3 separate regions of the Mus musculus genome follow, and regions 2 and 3 are each linked to region 1. A link is a loop called in an ENCODE intact Hi-C map of the cell type or tissue named here. Cell type or tissue: heart. All regions are shown on one strand.

Region 1 (5,000 bases):
TAGTTAAAATGCTGAAATGGACCATAGGCTTAACAATTAAACTAGTTGAAAACCCCCTCAGAAAGGTGAGGAAAAGTCAGAAGGGCAACTGGAGGATCAGGGCTCCCTCAGTGAGACTGGGAAAGCACTAAGACAACTTCAGAACCTTCAAACAAGGTAGTGGGATCCCAGCAGCTTAAGAGGGAGGGTGTCTAGCAGCAGTGGCCTGGCCTGAAGGATCCTCCATACGGAAGACTGTATTGGTGAGCAACAGGCAGTACTCTACTGTGACCTCAAGGACTGTTTGCTTCCCCATTTGATAGCTGATACTGGGGGGTGTGTGTGTGTGTGTGTGTGTGTGTGTGTGTGTGTGTGTGTTGGCTTGCCTGTGATCATCTGAAGTGTCTTGGGAATTTCTTCTCTCCTTCCACCACAGGTTCCGGAGTGTGAACTCAAGTGGTCAGGCTTGCATGGCATGCATGGTTACCCACCGAGCCAACTCACAAGTTCTGGGAATTCTTTGGTAAGAAATAAAACATTTCTTTCATAATGAAAGAAGTAATAAGTGCGTGTTAGTTACAAGAATGCACTGTCATGCCGGGCGTGGTGGTGCACGCCTTTAGTCCCAGCACTTGGGAGGCAGAGGCAGGCGGATTTCTGAGTTCGAGGCCAGCCTGGTCTACAAAGTGAGTTCCAGGACAGCCAGGGCTACTCAGAGAAACCCTGTCTCAAAAACCCAAAAAAAAAAAAAAAAAAAAAAAAGAATGCACTGTCATCACACAGCATTCTGGAAAGATAACAGGTTTATACATTTAAGGGCATACGGCTGGTTTCATGAGGCAGGGTCTCAATATGTCCAGCCTAGTCAGGGCCAGCCTACAGGCTGCATTTGTCTCAGGGTAGCTGTGGATGCAGAACAGTAGATCTTCAAATAACAATATCAGAAGGTTGGGCATTCCTGTTATTCTCTAGGTCTTGATACACTCACCACTTCCTCTGGTGTGCATGACAGAACAGCTCTAACAGGGCTGAGAAACACATTGCCTTTATAAAGCTAAGCTGAAGAATCCCAGGGAAGTGTGCAACAGCACCAGTGAAAAAACACACGTGTCAGGAAGTATTTCCAACGTGCGAAACACCAAATGCAGAGCACCTGAGATCCCAAGTGTAGTCAGCCTGCCTAGCATAACACACCAGGAATGGTTTAGCCTCTATGAGGAGGCATCCCTGGCGAGGAGGGTTCCCTAGTAACAACTCAAGGAACTGCAAAGAAGCATTGCACATTGTCACAAACCACAGTAAATAATCATTATCATAGTAGTCTCAAATCCCAATTAATTGACAATGGGCATTCCATCTGTGCAATTACAGCAACCCTGAACATGTCCTGGGGACTACCAGATCACCCAGAGGCCTCTCCATCCTGTAAGCGCCCTCATAAGAGGCCAGAGTCCGAAGCACTTCTCTTTTCAGAAGCTGAAGCCTTCCCAATTTTCCATGTAAGACACAAGTGGATTCTGGGAAAGGCAATGGTTAACGTTTAGCGTGTACTAAGTAATCCACTTGGTTCTCAGTATGAGAAAGCTTGAGTTGTAATAATGGAAGGGGAAGTTCTAAAGGAGAAACGAGTAAAGAATATCCTGAAGGGAGAAGTGTGGGAAAGATACTGACATCTACCAGGTCTGACTGAATGTAGACCTGAGCTCTCACCAATGACCAACACTGCACACCACACGATGCAAGCCAAAATTTAATACGAACAGAACACTCACAAGGGCTTTAAAATACACGGGTACCCTATTGGGTCCAAACAGCTTACCAATGGCCAAACTGCAGACGTGTATTTTTAAAAGGTCAAATCAATGACGAGTCATTGTTGTATGAAATTACTTTTCCTAAAGTATTATTAAATTCACTAGCTTCACTTTAACTCTCCAGACTCCCTTGTTTCCACTCTTCCCAGAGAGTTTGGCTTGCTTTGATTTGTTGTTGTTGTTGTTTGGTTTGTTTGTTTTGTTTATGAGACAGGGTCTCACTCTGTTGCCCTGACTGGCGTGGCTCTCTCCACCACCTTAAAACGAAAAATCAAAACAATTTAAAACAACAACAACAAAACCAACCCCCCACCAAAAACAACAACAACAACAACCAGGCACCGAAACTTTAGCAACAACAAACAAAAGTGAAAGTCTCTACCAACTTTTCACTGACAAGTCTCAAAAGTTGACTCTCAAGGGCTGTAGGGGAAACTTTTCCTCCCCAGTGTTGCCTGGGAAGTAAATCCGCACCACTAAGAACAGACTTTGTTGGCCACCAGCAGGGGAGCTCTTCAGCTTTTGTCCCCAATCCATTCAAACAAAAGAAGTTCGGTCTGGGGCTTCCCAACCAGGGTCCCGCACCCCATGGGGTCTTGCACACTTGGGGGCCCGTCACTCACTTCTCAGCGCCCCGATGAGCAGAGAGCCATCCTTCAGCAGCTCTTTGATGAACTTGTTGGTTCTCTCCAGCTCGATCTCGTGACACTGCAATCGCTCCCTAAAATCCGGGCTGTCCAAATACGAATCGCTGAACTCCAGAGTGGGCAGCCCCATGGCCCAGGCGCGGCGGCCGCTAGCTGCGGCGGGTGCGGGGACACTGCGAACGCGGGGGAGCGCTGGGGAGAGCGGAGGACTGGGCCCCGCGCGCCGGGCTCAGTGCAGCTGCCCCGAGGCCGGGCGGAGGCTCCGGGCGCTGTCACCGGCTCGCATCGTCGCTCGCTCGCACCGTGGGGGTGGCGAGGCTACAAGCTGTAGCGCAGAGGAGTCTTCTGACAGCGTCACTCGCTGACCCTGGGGACAGTGGCGCGCGCTTAGCTGGCGGCGCCTCACGGCGACTCGGGCCCGTAGGGAAACCCGCCCCCTGTGCGGAGCGCACGCGGGCCGGCCTGCAGCTCCCGGGCAGACCCTCCTCCACCCTCCCCGCCCCTCGCTGTCCCCGCCCGGTCCCCGCCCGGTCCCTGCGGTGCGCACTTTGCTCCCCGCACCCAGCACTGCTGTGTTGTAGCCTCACCCGATTCCTACCCGTCCCCGTCTGGGCCCACTGAGAGCGCCAGGCCCTGTGCGCCCCAAACCATCTCCAACCCCCAGCGTCCCCCTCAGGAACAGTCTGACTCCCACGTTAACCCCTGCGGGAACTACCACTTCCCAGCCGGTTCAAGTTTCACTTCAGGGTCCTGCCCATAAGTCCAAAATAGAAAGGATGTCCCGCCTGACTCCCAACCCCGCTGCATTGACCCATCAGTGAGGTGTGTTGGGTGTTATCCCTCAGTCTGTAAGAAAGGGGAATTGATTTTATTAACTCATTTCACATGTTATATACCCCTGTTTTAGTGTCTCTAATTGACACCTGGGTGGGTGGACCTACAAGTTCAGAGACTTTCATCGACTTGACCTGATCAAGCATTTCAAAGGAATCATTAATTCCTTTGGTGGTGGTGGTAGGTAATACCTGCATTCAACTGGCTGAAGCAGGAGAATTGCCAAGAGTTCAAGGCCAACATGGACTACACAGAGAAACACTGTCTCTGAGATGAATATATATATATGAATTCCTGCAAAGAGTCAATTAGCAGAGGTTGACCTAATAAATGTGCGTTCTGTTGAAACCCTGACAACAAAATAACCTACTATTTTATGTCATCCTGCACTCACCTGTAGCTTTTTTGAGAACTCCGTTACTTTTCTTAAGGATCTGTTTTTAATTTCTACATTTCCACTGCTTTGTATATTTGAACCATCTGTTTTTAAAAAAGAAAGGAAGGAAGGAAAAAAGAAACTTGTACAAATCATGGGAAAATCCACTGAAGTGCTTTACATTTTTTCCCAATTAAATTTCAGGAACCTTTAGCTGCAATTTTTTTCAGCCATACAATAACATTAAAAGTAGCATGTAAACAGCCAGGAATGGTGGTGCATGCCTTTAATCCCAGCACTCGGAAGGCAGAGGCAGGTGGATTTCTGAGTTCGAGGCCAGCCTGGTCTACAGAGTGAGTTCCAGGACAGCCAGGGCTACCCAGAAAAACCCTGTCTCGAAAAACCAAACAAACAAAACAACAAAACAAAACAAAAAGCAAAAATAGCATGTAAACTTTAAAACAGACAAAACCATGTAAACAGTATGCTTGATGACTTTTTTTAAATTCTCATTTTAAAAGCTTACATCCATATTTTTAGTACGAGTCTGCACACTTTAGAAATGTGTGATGACAGTTCTATACATTTTCTTTTTGTGATATTTATTTCTAGGGATGGGAACACACATCTGAACAGTGGAAGTCAAGGGACACTCGGCTGTAACTGGTTCCTTCCACAAGGGATAAACCAGGGATTGAACTCAGATTCTCTGGCCTAGCAGCAATCACTTTTGTCAGCTGAGCCGTCTTGCCAGCCCTCATCTTAGCTATTTTAATTTCTGAGTGTGGAGCTTGTCTGTCAGTTTCATAGATGCCTCATTTGGAAGTACAAGGGAAGGCAATAATACTGTTCATCAACTATGAAGGGGCTATAGTGAGCTAGTTGTCTTTCAAGTACTGTGATTTAACCATTTGTCACACAAACTGAAGGACAGAAAACCAGCAATGGTTAACAAATGGTATACTCACAACTTTTTTATGTAGCTGCTGTTCTAAGCACCTAAATGTTATGATCCAGTTTGAAACATTATAAAGCAAGAAAATGGCTTCTGTCTCATAACTGCCTTATAACCAATTCTGTGGATTGCTTTGATAAGCAGCTTTTAGTTGTTGGTGAGGTTTCTGCGGGAGTCTTATAGGCAGCTGTAGTCTAGATTCTAATACCTGGGTTATCATTCCCTCAAGCATAGAGGTAATCGTGTTTTAAGCTGACTATCTACACCACTGGGACCCAGGTAACATGATTTATATGAGAAGGCAGAAATATTGGAGCATCCTGCATGACCCTGAGCGCTTCTCAGGAAAGAAAATCCAGAAAATGACCAAGTATATTCGTTGCAACGGGTTGGGT
Region 2 (5,000 bases), 160 kb before region 1:
TTGTTCTCTGATAGCCTACACACTTGTAGCATACATGCATCACAAACATACACAAAGTAAATAAGTGAATAAATAAATATGAAGAAATGTGAATGCTAATATAGAAGACTCTGGTCTTCTCCTTCTTCTGGAACTGAATGGGCACATTCCATTTTAGAGGGAAGGGTTGTCATAAGCATCCCAGACAGACCTGCCCTCAGAAACAAGCTCTAAGTGATTTTTAAAGAACAAGCTGACATCTTGTTCATCAGTACACCTTTTATAAATCATTAACTTTAGCCTTTCCCCCACTTCTCTGCCTGTATCTTATGCATAAATATGTATACATATCATGTATGTGCATGGAGGCCAGAGATAGACTTCAAGTGACTTTTGTTCATCAAAGCAGGGTCTTTCTCTTTAGCGCCAAGCTCATAAGTATATTTACTCTTGCTAGTCAGCTTGACCCCCACTCTCTGTATTTCCGGCATTGGAATTACTGTGGGTTCTTGTGCCCACCTGGTGTTTGGATGTTTTTTACAAACCTAAACTCCAATACTGACACTTACACAGCAAGCATTGTACCCAGTGTGCTCTCTTCTCATTAACTTCGACCTCTTTACCATGTTATTTTATATCTGATACCTATACTCTGAGGTGACCATGACTAAAAGATTAAGAGGGGAACAAATCTTTCGTAAAATTGGAGAGAAACAATTTGCCTACGCTAAAAGGTAAGCTTGCCAAAATTTTACTTTGTGAGCTGATACTATCATAGTAACCAGAGCAAGGTCAGGTGTCAGTAGAAGCACTGTGGGTAATCAACAGACAACCCGGGCTATTTGCACACACACACACACACACACACACACACACACACACACACACTGCAGCAAATAAACCACAGAAGCTCTTCTTTCTTCCAGAAAAATGTAGGGTAAAGGCAGGTCAGAGGAAGAATGAGAGAGGGCACAATGGGGAGGGGAAAGAAGAGCAACAAAAGGAGATGGAGGGAGGAAAGGGATCAGAGGAGGGAAAGCCATGGTGCAAGGAGTTCTGAAGTTTGAGGCCTTCTGGCAGAGAGGGCTCCAGAGCAGGTAGGAGGGTTGGTCTCTCATCTCTGCTTGGCCTTTGTGAGCCAAGCATCAGGAGGAGGGCAATATGAATGGGCTATGATATGATGGGCTCTGACACAATGTTATAAATAAAATTACCGTTTTGTAACTCTATATTCCAAACAGGACATTTTGAAAATAACTCTGGGCAACTGAATTCTGAGATGCCCCTATTAAAGTTACCCAAACTTCTTTTCTACCCTAAGCATTAAATTTTCCCTTTGTTTGCAGATCACTGAAATAGATAAACCTGGTGCAATATAGTAGTGTGACAAAAGTTAAATAGTATGCTTGAGATAGGAACTATTTGTGATTGGAACTCAGGAAGGTATTCTCCTCTAGTCCTGAGGGACAGGCACTAGCAGGCAGAAGTCAAATTTTATATTGTATTAATTTTAAAGCTGTTTTACATAAAATCTCCTAGAATCAGAGATTGGGGGCAAAGTTCCTGCTAAAGCTTTGTGTGTGTATGTGTGTGTGTGTGTGTGTGTGTGAGTGTTTGTATATGTATATGTGTATGTGTGTACATGTACATGTTTGTGCCTGCAGGTTCACATGTGTGTGCATGTGTATATGTGTGGTGAGCACATGTTTGTATGTGAATGTCCTGTGTGTGTGTGTGTGTGTGTGCATGCTTGTAAGTGTGAGGGATTTTGATGTAGATCTTAGGCAATAAAATGGAAGGAAAGTGAATGTGAAACAGGAAGGATAGCCAGCACAAGGGTTCATGACCAAAGTAGCCACTGTAGCAGGAGGAAGTATCCAGGGGCTCAGAAAATACAACACTTCTCATTCACTCCTTAGAAAGCCCCTGTACCTTGGTGAGCAGCAGCAGATAGCACTCTTGCCCAGATGTCTGCTCACCTTTTCCTCCAGAGGAGAGTCAGCCTCCAGGGAGGGCTCTGACTCCAGGACTCAGCCAGGAGGCAGAGCTGAGACCCAGACCTCTGAGCACCTTCCCCACCAGAGGATAATCAGCCTCCAGGGAGGGCTCTCACCAGACTCAGGTGAGAGCACCATCTTATATCCCAGGTCTCTCGGAGACCAGTCCCCTTAGGAGAGCACGTGGGCCACAGAAGCAACACAGCTTCTTATATAGGGTCCCTTCTGGTCTACATCTTCTTCAGCCAGGAGGCAGAGCTGAGACCCAGACCTCTGGGCCCCATCCCCACCAGAGGAAAATCGGCCTCCAGGGAAGGCTCTGACCCTGGGACTCAGGTGAGAGCACCATCTTGTATCCTGGGTCTCTCAAAGATCAGTCTGTACAGGAGAGTGTGCAAGCTACAGAAGCAGCAGAGCTTCTTGAACAAGGTCCCTTCGGGCCTTCATCTTCAGCCAGGAGGAGGAGCTGAGACTCAGACCTCTGGGCAACTTCCCTGCCAGAAGACAGCCTCCAGGGAGGACTCTGACCCCGGGACTCAGGTGATAATCCATTTTGCATCCCATGCCTCTCAGAGACCAGTCCAAGCAGGAGAGCACATGGGCTGCAGAAGCCACAGAACTTCTTGGACAGTCTCTTCCTGCCTTCACCTTCAGCCAGGAGGTGGAGCTAAACTCCAAACCTCTGTGCACTGTCCTTCCAAGAGAAGAGCTTGCCTGCAAAGAGTGCTCTGATCAATGGGACTCAGGAGAGAGTTGAACTCCCAGGAGTGCTGACAGAGGCTAACAGAATCACAGAAGGAACAAGCTCGAGCCAGAGACAGCTAAAACATCTAACAGCAGAGATTTCCAAATGGCAAGAGGGAAATGTAAGAATCTTACTAAGAGAAACCAAGAGCACTCAGCATCATCAAAACCCAGTACTCCCAGCACAGCAAGTCCTGGATACCCCAACACACCCAAAAAGCAAGATTCGGGTTTAAAACCATATCTCATGATGCTGGTAGAGGATTTTAAGGCATTAATAACTCACTTAAAGAAATACAGGAGAATACTGCTAAACAGGTAGAGGTCCTTAAAGAGGAAGCACAAAAAATCCCTTAAAGAATCCCAGGAAAACACTGCAAAACAGGTAGAAGTCCTTAAAGAGGAAATATAAAAATTCCTTTAAAAATTAAAGGAAAACACAAACAAACAGGTGATGGAATTGAACAAAACCATCCAAGATCTAAAAATAAAAGTAGAAACAATAAGAATACGCAAAGGGAGACAACTCTGGAGATAGAAATCCTAGGAAAGAAATCAGGAACCATAGATGCGAGCATCAACAACAGAATACAAGAGATGGAAGAGAGAATCTCAGGTGCAGAAGATTCCATAGAGAACATGGAAACAACAATCAAAAAAAAAATGCAAAATGCAAAAAAGATCCTAACTCAAAACATCCAGGAAAACCAGGACACAATTAGAAGACCAAAACAAAGGATAGTAGGTATAGATGAGCATGAGGACTTTCAACTTAAAGGGCCAGTAAATATCTTCCACAAAATTATAGAAGAAAACTTCCCTAACCTTAATAAAGAGATGACAATGAACATACAAGAAACCTACAGAACTACAAATAGACTGGACCAGAAAAGAAATTCCTCCCGACACATAATAATAAAAACAACAAGTACACTAAATAAAGATAAAATATTAAAAGCAATAAGGGAAAAAGGTCAACAACCATATAAAGGTAGACCTATTAGAATTACACCAGACTTTTCACCAGAGACTATGAAAGACAGAAGATCCTGGATGGACCCTAAGAGAAAACAAATGCCAGCCCAGGCTAAAATAGCTAGCAAAACTCTCAATTGTCATAGATGGAGAAACCAAAGTATTCCATGACAAAACAAAATGCACAAAATATCTTTCCATGAATCCAGCCCTTCAAAGGATAATAAAAGGAAAACATCAACACAAGGAGGGAAACTATGCCCCAGAAAAAAATAAGAAAGTAATCCTTCAACAAACATAAAAGAAGATAGCTGCAAGAACAGAATTCCAACTCTAAAAACAAAAATAACAGGAAGCAACAATTACTATTCCTTAATATCTCTTGATGTTAATGGACTCAATTCCCCAATAAAAAGACATAGACAAATGGACTGGCTACATGAACAGGACCCAACATTTTACTGCATACAGAAAACCTACCTCATGGACATGGACAGACACTACCTCAGAATGAAAGGCTGGAAAGCAATTTTCCAAGCAAATGGTCTGAAGAAACAAGCTGGAGTGGCAATTTTAATATCAAATAAAATCGACTTCTAAACCATAGTTATCAAAAAAGACAAGGAGGGGCACTTCATACTCATCAAAGGTAAAATCTTCCAAGATGAACTCTCAATTCTGAATATGTATGCTCCAAATACATGGGCATCCACATTCATTAAAGAAACTATAGTAAAGCTCAAAGCACATATTGCACCTCACACAATAACAGTGAGAGACTTCAACACCCCACTCTCATGAGTGGACAGATCCTAGAAACAAAAACTAAACAGAGACTCATTGAAACTAACAGAAGTTATGAAACAAATGGATTTAACAGATATCTATAGAACATTTTGTCGTAAAACAAAAGGATATATCTTCTTCTCAGCGCCTCATGATACATTCTCCAAAACTGAACATATAATTGGTCACAAAACAGGCCTCAACAGATACAAAAATATTGAAATTATCCCATGCATTCTATCAGATCACCATGGGCTAAGGTTAATTTTAAATAACAACATCAAGAATAGAAAGTCAACATTCACATGGAAGCTGAACAACATTCTATGATATCTTGGTCAAGGAAGAAATAAAGAAAGACATTAAAGACTGCTTAGAGTTTAATGAAAATGAAGCCACAACATACCCAAACTTATGGGACACAATGAAGGCAGTCCTAAGAGGAAAAGTCATAGCTCTGATTGCCACCAAAAAGAAACTAGAGAGAGAGCATACACTAGCTGCCTGACAGCACACCTA
Region 3 (5,000 bases), 73 kb before region 1:
TGCAAGCCTTTAATCCCAGCACATAGGAGGCAGAGGCAGGCAGATCTCTGTGACTTCAAAACCAGCCCAATCTACAAAGTGGGTGAAAACAGCCAGAGCTACAAAGAGAAACACTGTGTCAAAACAAGTTCCAGAGAGACCTAATTCCAAAGCCATTAAATGGCTTCCGAGAATAATGAGGGTGAGGGGGCTGGAGAGGAGGTCGGGGCAGGAGTATGAATGGTCCACTGACAAATGCTGGCAAGTCCACATAAATACACATTAACACACAGACATTTTTTTTCTTCTAAGACTTAACAGCCCCTTGGAAACCAAGGTCTGTCTGTCTGTCTGTCTGTCTGTCTCTCTCTCTCTCTCTCTCTCTCTCACACACACACACACACACACAAATGAAAAATATTTTAAATAGTTTAAGATTATGACACAATTTTCTAATTAAGTATTAAGTAAAATAAATTCACAACCTACAGATAAGCAGGATGGTAAAACTGAATGTGCATCAAGCTGATCTGGTCCCCCACACAGCCAGGAATGGCCTGCTTTGCCCTGGTTTCCACCTTGGGACTTGTCTGTTATGATCACACAAGCCTCATTTGGTCCCAGCTGTCCTCAGATCACAACCCAGACGCCAAGCAGGATTCATCAAGGGTCCTCTCGTGGAGTCCACTGATTATTCCCATGCTTCCCTTGATGGTGTTTTGCCCTCACTATACTTCTCAGGTATCTTGCAGGAGTCACAGCCTATGGACCAGTGTCTTTCTAAATTCCCAACTGGATTCCTTAACACCTGGGTTCTGGTATCCCTGAGGTTTGCAAGCACCTACATCACTAAGCAGGTCTACCAGTGTGCATAATTACCTTGCCTATACATCTGGACTGAGATCTGTAACTCATGATCAAATCTTTCATCCTCCAATCTTTTCTAGTCCAAATGGACACTCACGACCATTAACATCTGAGCTCCACAGTAAAAAAAAAAAAAAAAACAAACAGAAACTTGACCTCTAAATGGACTGGGCAGGTAGCTGAGATAGGACAGTCCTTTCTAGTGAGCATAAGCCCTGAATGCCATCCCCCCAACCACCTTAGCCCACCACAGCATAAAGGCAGCCTGGTGGTGAATACCTGGAATCTCAGCAGCACTTGGGAGGTGAAAGCACAAGTGTCAGAAGAGTCATTTTCAGCTACATAGGGAATTTTAGGCCAGCCTGGGACACATGAGACAATCTCTGAGAGAGAAAGAGAAAGACAGACAGACAGAAAGAGAAAGAGAGACAGACAGAAAGGGGGAGGAGTTTGCTGTTATTGCTCCTTATTATCAGTATTACTTATAAAAATTGAGGAAATATTCCTTTCTCAAGAAAAACTCTGTTACATATTCAATGCTTTTTTCTTTAGTAAACGCTTTGATAATACCTACTTTTAAAGTACCAAGCAGGGGCTGGAAAGATGACTCAGTATATAAGAGCATTTGCTGTTCTTGCTGAAGACCTGAATTTTGTTCCCAGGGACCATGTGGCAGCTCACAACCTCCTGTAACTCTGGGTCCAAGGACTATAGGGCCCTCTTTCGGTCACAAGCACTGCACTCTGCTGGTGCACATGTGTGTGTGCAAAACAAACATATAAAATAAAACAAATAAAACTTAGAAAAGAGAAAATGCCCAACAAAGGAAGTGTGTTGGAGAGTTCAGTTATATGGGTGTGTATGTGCTGGACTTTTGTTCATGTCTGTTACATGTGATTTATACAGAAGAGCAAATTTTCACAGTGAATGTGTAGGAATATGAAAAGAGCAACATTTCAATGCCACAGAATTAACCTGAGCTTCAGCTGAGTTTTCCCGGGCACCATCATACACGTTCTGTGAGTTTCTATAAAATCTGCAAAAATCCTTCAGTTGGGATCTTGCCAAGGGTTGTGCATATCAAGCCCACAAGTCATAGACTCTGTTTTCTTTCCAAACACAGTAAGATGCTAACAAAACTCAAGAACTTAATGGAACATATTGCCTTGTTTCTTGTGCTACACCAACTGCCTAATGTAATGTCCACAAGTGATATGAAGTTACCTTCATTTCATACGGGAGGAAGAACGGACGGCTTGAAGTGGGACAGCTTGCCCCGCAGCCCCAGAACAACGAATGAGTGACAAAGTAAGTATTTAACTTGATCAATTCCACACTCTTCCAGCCAACCATGACTGCAAGGCTGCGGGGACAACAGTGCCAGCCTGTTACTCTACCAAGTTACAGGAGAGAATTGTCATCTTTAAAGGCGACACTCCTGGGGCCATTGCTCACCGAGGGTGACTAGCCACCAAGGGGGAAGGATGGACCAACCCCTCAGGAACTTGTTGATGACAATCACCCACTTAAATCTAGCACACACCCTGCTAGGCTTGCTGCCATCAGAACTAACTTCCCACCATGCATTCCTTCCCATTCTGCAATGGCATTCCTGCCCCTCAGAGTCTTCCGGCAACCCCCTTCCCTTCCTCTTCCTTGGCCAGCTTCACTGTTCCACAACCTCCCATCAGCTGTAACCTCCTGGCTGTGATCCACAAGGACACTAAAAGTTCAAGCTATCTAACCCCTTTGGTTTGTGTTTCCAGGAATCCTGCTATTCAACCCTAGTTTACTCCAGATCTTATTTCCCACAGTGGCTATCTCAAAAGAATGTTCCTTCTCGAGAACCCAACCCAAAATTTCCCTCATTCTCGCCAGATGCCCTGGCGTCCTGTTCCACACAGAGACATCAGGGAGTTCTGATCAGTACTATCCACTCTTCCATTTCTGGTTCTTCCTCTCTGGAGCTGACAACTCCTGCTCTGAGCCTCTCATTGCACCACAAATGTTGCTTCCTCGTTTCTCCCCTCCCCCTCTTTACACAACCACCTTCCCTTCCTCACACCGTGCCTCCTTTCCTCTCTATTGCTGTGATAAAACATTCCAAGAAAACACAAATTAGTGGAAGAAAATGGTTAATTCCAGTTTACACATTACAGTTCATTACTGAAGGAAGTTAAGACTAAAGCAGAAAACTGAAGCAGAAACTACAGAGGAAGGCCGCTTGTTGGTTCTAAAAGGCTCATGAACTGCTAGCTTTCCTTCTACAACCCAGGACCACCCGTCCATGGAATGGGACCACCCACTGTGGACTGAGCTTCTGTACATGGATCAAGAAATTTCCTAGAGACAGATCAACCTGAGCAGGGCAATCCTTCAACTGAGACCCCACCCTCTTCTCAGGGAACTCTAGGTTCTGTCTGGGTAACAGTCTACACTAAGCACAGTTACTGTTCCTTCCCCTTGATCTACATCCTAACATGAAGCAAGCTACTCTCCAAAGGATGTAAGAGGAGCAAGAACGACACAGGGTGGATTTAAGGGGATTTAAAACTACTGCAAACTATATCTCAGGAGGAAGTCATCCATGAGTACACAAACCTGTCAGATGGGTAAACTGAGGCAAATCAGCTTAACAGCCTTCACGGTCATAAAATTGATGATATACACAGTTATACTTTTTAACTCCAATTCGCTCACTAAAAAGTAGGCACTTGCACACTTTTGCAGAAGCAACCCCATCTTCCCAAGTATTATCCGAAATTTATCAAGTCAAAGTGATGATTGGGAATTTCCAACAAGATTTTTTTCTTTTTGAATCTCAAACAATTTGTATCAAGACTTAGCTCACAATTAATGTTTCACCCATATGGACCCATGCCATATAATCACATAAATGTGGCTACAATTCCTCAACAACCCAACTGAAGAATTATCTTCACCTCTTCCCTCTACACATCTGTTCAGCAAATGTTGATCTCTCTCCTCTAACTGTCTCTGTCTGTACTCAAAAAAAAGTCTCACATCAGCATCTGGAACTGTAACCCATTTTAACCTCTGAAGCATGATCATCAGTAGGGACCAGGCTGAAGGTCAGTGGTAGAGCATTTACCCTGCATGCAAAGCACCAATTCTCCATTCCAAGCATCACATCAGCACATAAAAATCTTCCTACAAGGCTCCGTTGACTTTGCCACTTTACAGCTCAGCAACTCCGGGTAAAGAAATTCCAACTTTCATACTATAAGCAATATGTGTGGTTTCCATGAGGTCGACATAAGCACCTGGTTGCATGTATCAGTACAGGGCACTGGAGTTCCTAGCCTTAGTGTTTTGACCTTGAAAGTATTAAATATTCTGATATTCTACATTTCTTTTCTTCACATCTGTGCCCCATCTGCATCTCATGTGAGTGTTGAGACCCAAATCAAATGACCTCCTCTATTGCTAAATTCTGGTGTCCCCAGCCTCCAGTACCTTCTCCAGCTTTGGCATACTCAAAGCAGTTTTGTCTGCACTTCACCTGAAACACTGTGCCTTCCATAGCTTTTCAATTTGATAGTTTTGGCTTTTTACAACTTTTTTTGTTTGTGTTTTGTTTTGTTTTGTTTTTTACAGTCATGGGAAATTTTCACGGCATCCACATCTCTTCTTTATTCTATGGGCATACCTGGAACAAAATCTTCTCTCAGGCTTCAAATGGAAACAACCAGAATTCACTCTGAGCATCTGGACTGTACAGCATTGGTTACTCTACCAATGTAGTCACAAAGAGCACATCTGGTACCACCCTCCCCCTCCCCCCAGCCCAGTTACCACTAAATCATCTTCTCTGCAAACAACTGATTGATTGAAGTAGGAATCATGTCTTTATGATCCTGGGTAGAAGCCAGCAGAGATATTCTAGGGAGACACTCTGGCCTCCCTGTGTTGTCAATCCCCCAACTTTTGTTACTTAATGGATTGATATCAAAGTACCGGACATAGAAGATTGGCAGGGTGGGATGGGTGGGATCATATACATTGCACAAAAATATAAGATTGTTTTTTCTCTTTCAAAAATGGGTGAATCTTCTCTACAGATTAGAGGACAATCTTATCTACTGAACACCAGCCAGAACTGCATATGAAGACCCCATCTCAAGAAAAAAAGG

What was found. Peaks named below come from ENCODE experiments on the same cell type or tissue, not always from the same donor. Only the 100,000 strongest peaks of a DNase experiment are listed, where the experiment ranks them.
Region 2: it touches region 1 in a loop (1.9-fold over the local background); 3 of 42 quality-filtered maps call a loop at or near these places.
Region 3: a loop joins it to region 1, with 2.0 times the contacts of the local background. A loop is called at or near these places in 2 of 42 quality-filtered maps.

Annotation. Positions count from the first base shown.
Region 1 is chr9:9,236,210-9,241,209 of GRCm38, forward strand. Arhgap42 (Rho GTPase activating protein 42) reads right to left here and starts at 2,818. Exons shown (of 24, transcript NM_001372563.1): 1 at 2,417-2,818. The coding sequence starts at 2,570. It overlaps Gm16833 (predicted gene, 16833), which reads left to right and starts at 79. Exons shown (of 4, transcript NR_045754.1): 1 at 79-242; 2 at 416-502. In heart, a CTCF peak has its summit at 2,290; DNase peaks (open chromatin) are centred at 2,332 and 2,852; H3K4me3 peaks cover 2,260 bases; H3K27ac peaks cover 1,107 bases; H3K27me3 peaks cover 167 bases.
Region 2 is chr9:9,081,068-9,086,067 of GRCm38, forward strand. The region is part of intron 4 of Arhgap42 (Rho GTPase activating protein 42); the gene reads right to left. Among named protein-coding and RNA genes, the nearest start is that of Gm16833, 150 kb to the right of the region's middle. In heart, a CTCF peak has its summit at 2,636 (motif pointing right); no DNase peak of the experiment used is centred here.
Region 3 is chr9:9,163,264-9,168,263 of GRCm38, forward strand. All of the region lies in intron 2 of Arhgap42 (Rho GTPase activating protein 42), which reads right to left. Among named protein-coding and RNA genes, the nearest start is that of Gm16833, 71 kb to the right of the region's middle. In heart, no CTCF peak of the experiment used is centred here; a DNase peak (open chromatin) is centred at 2,538.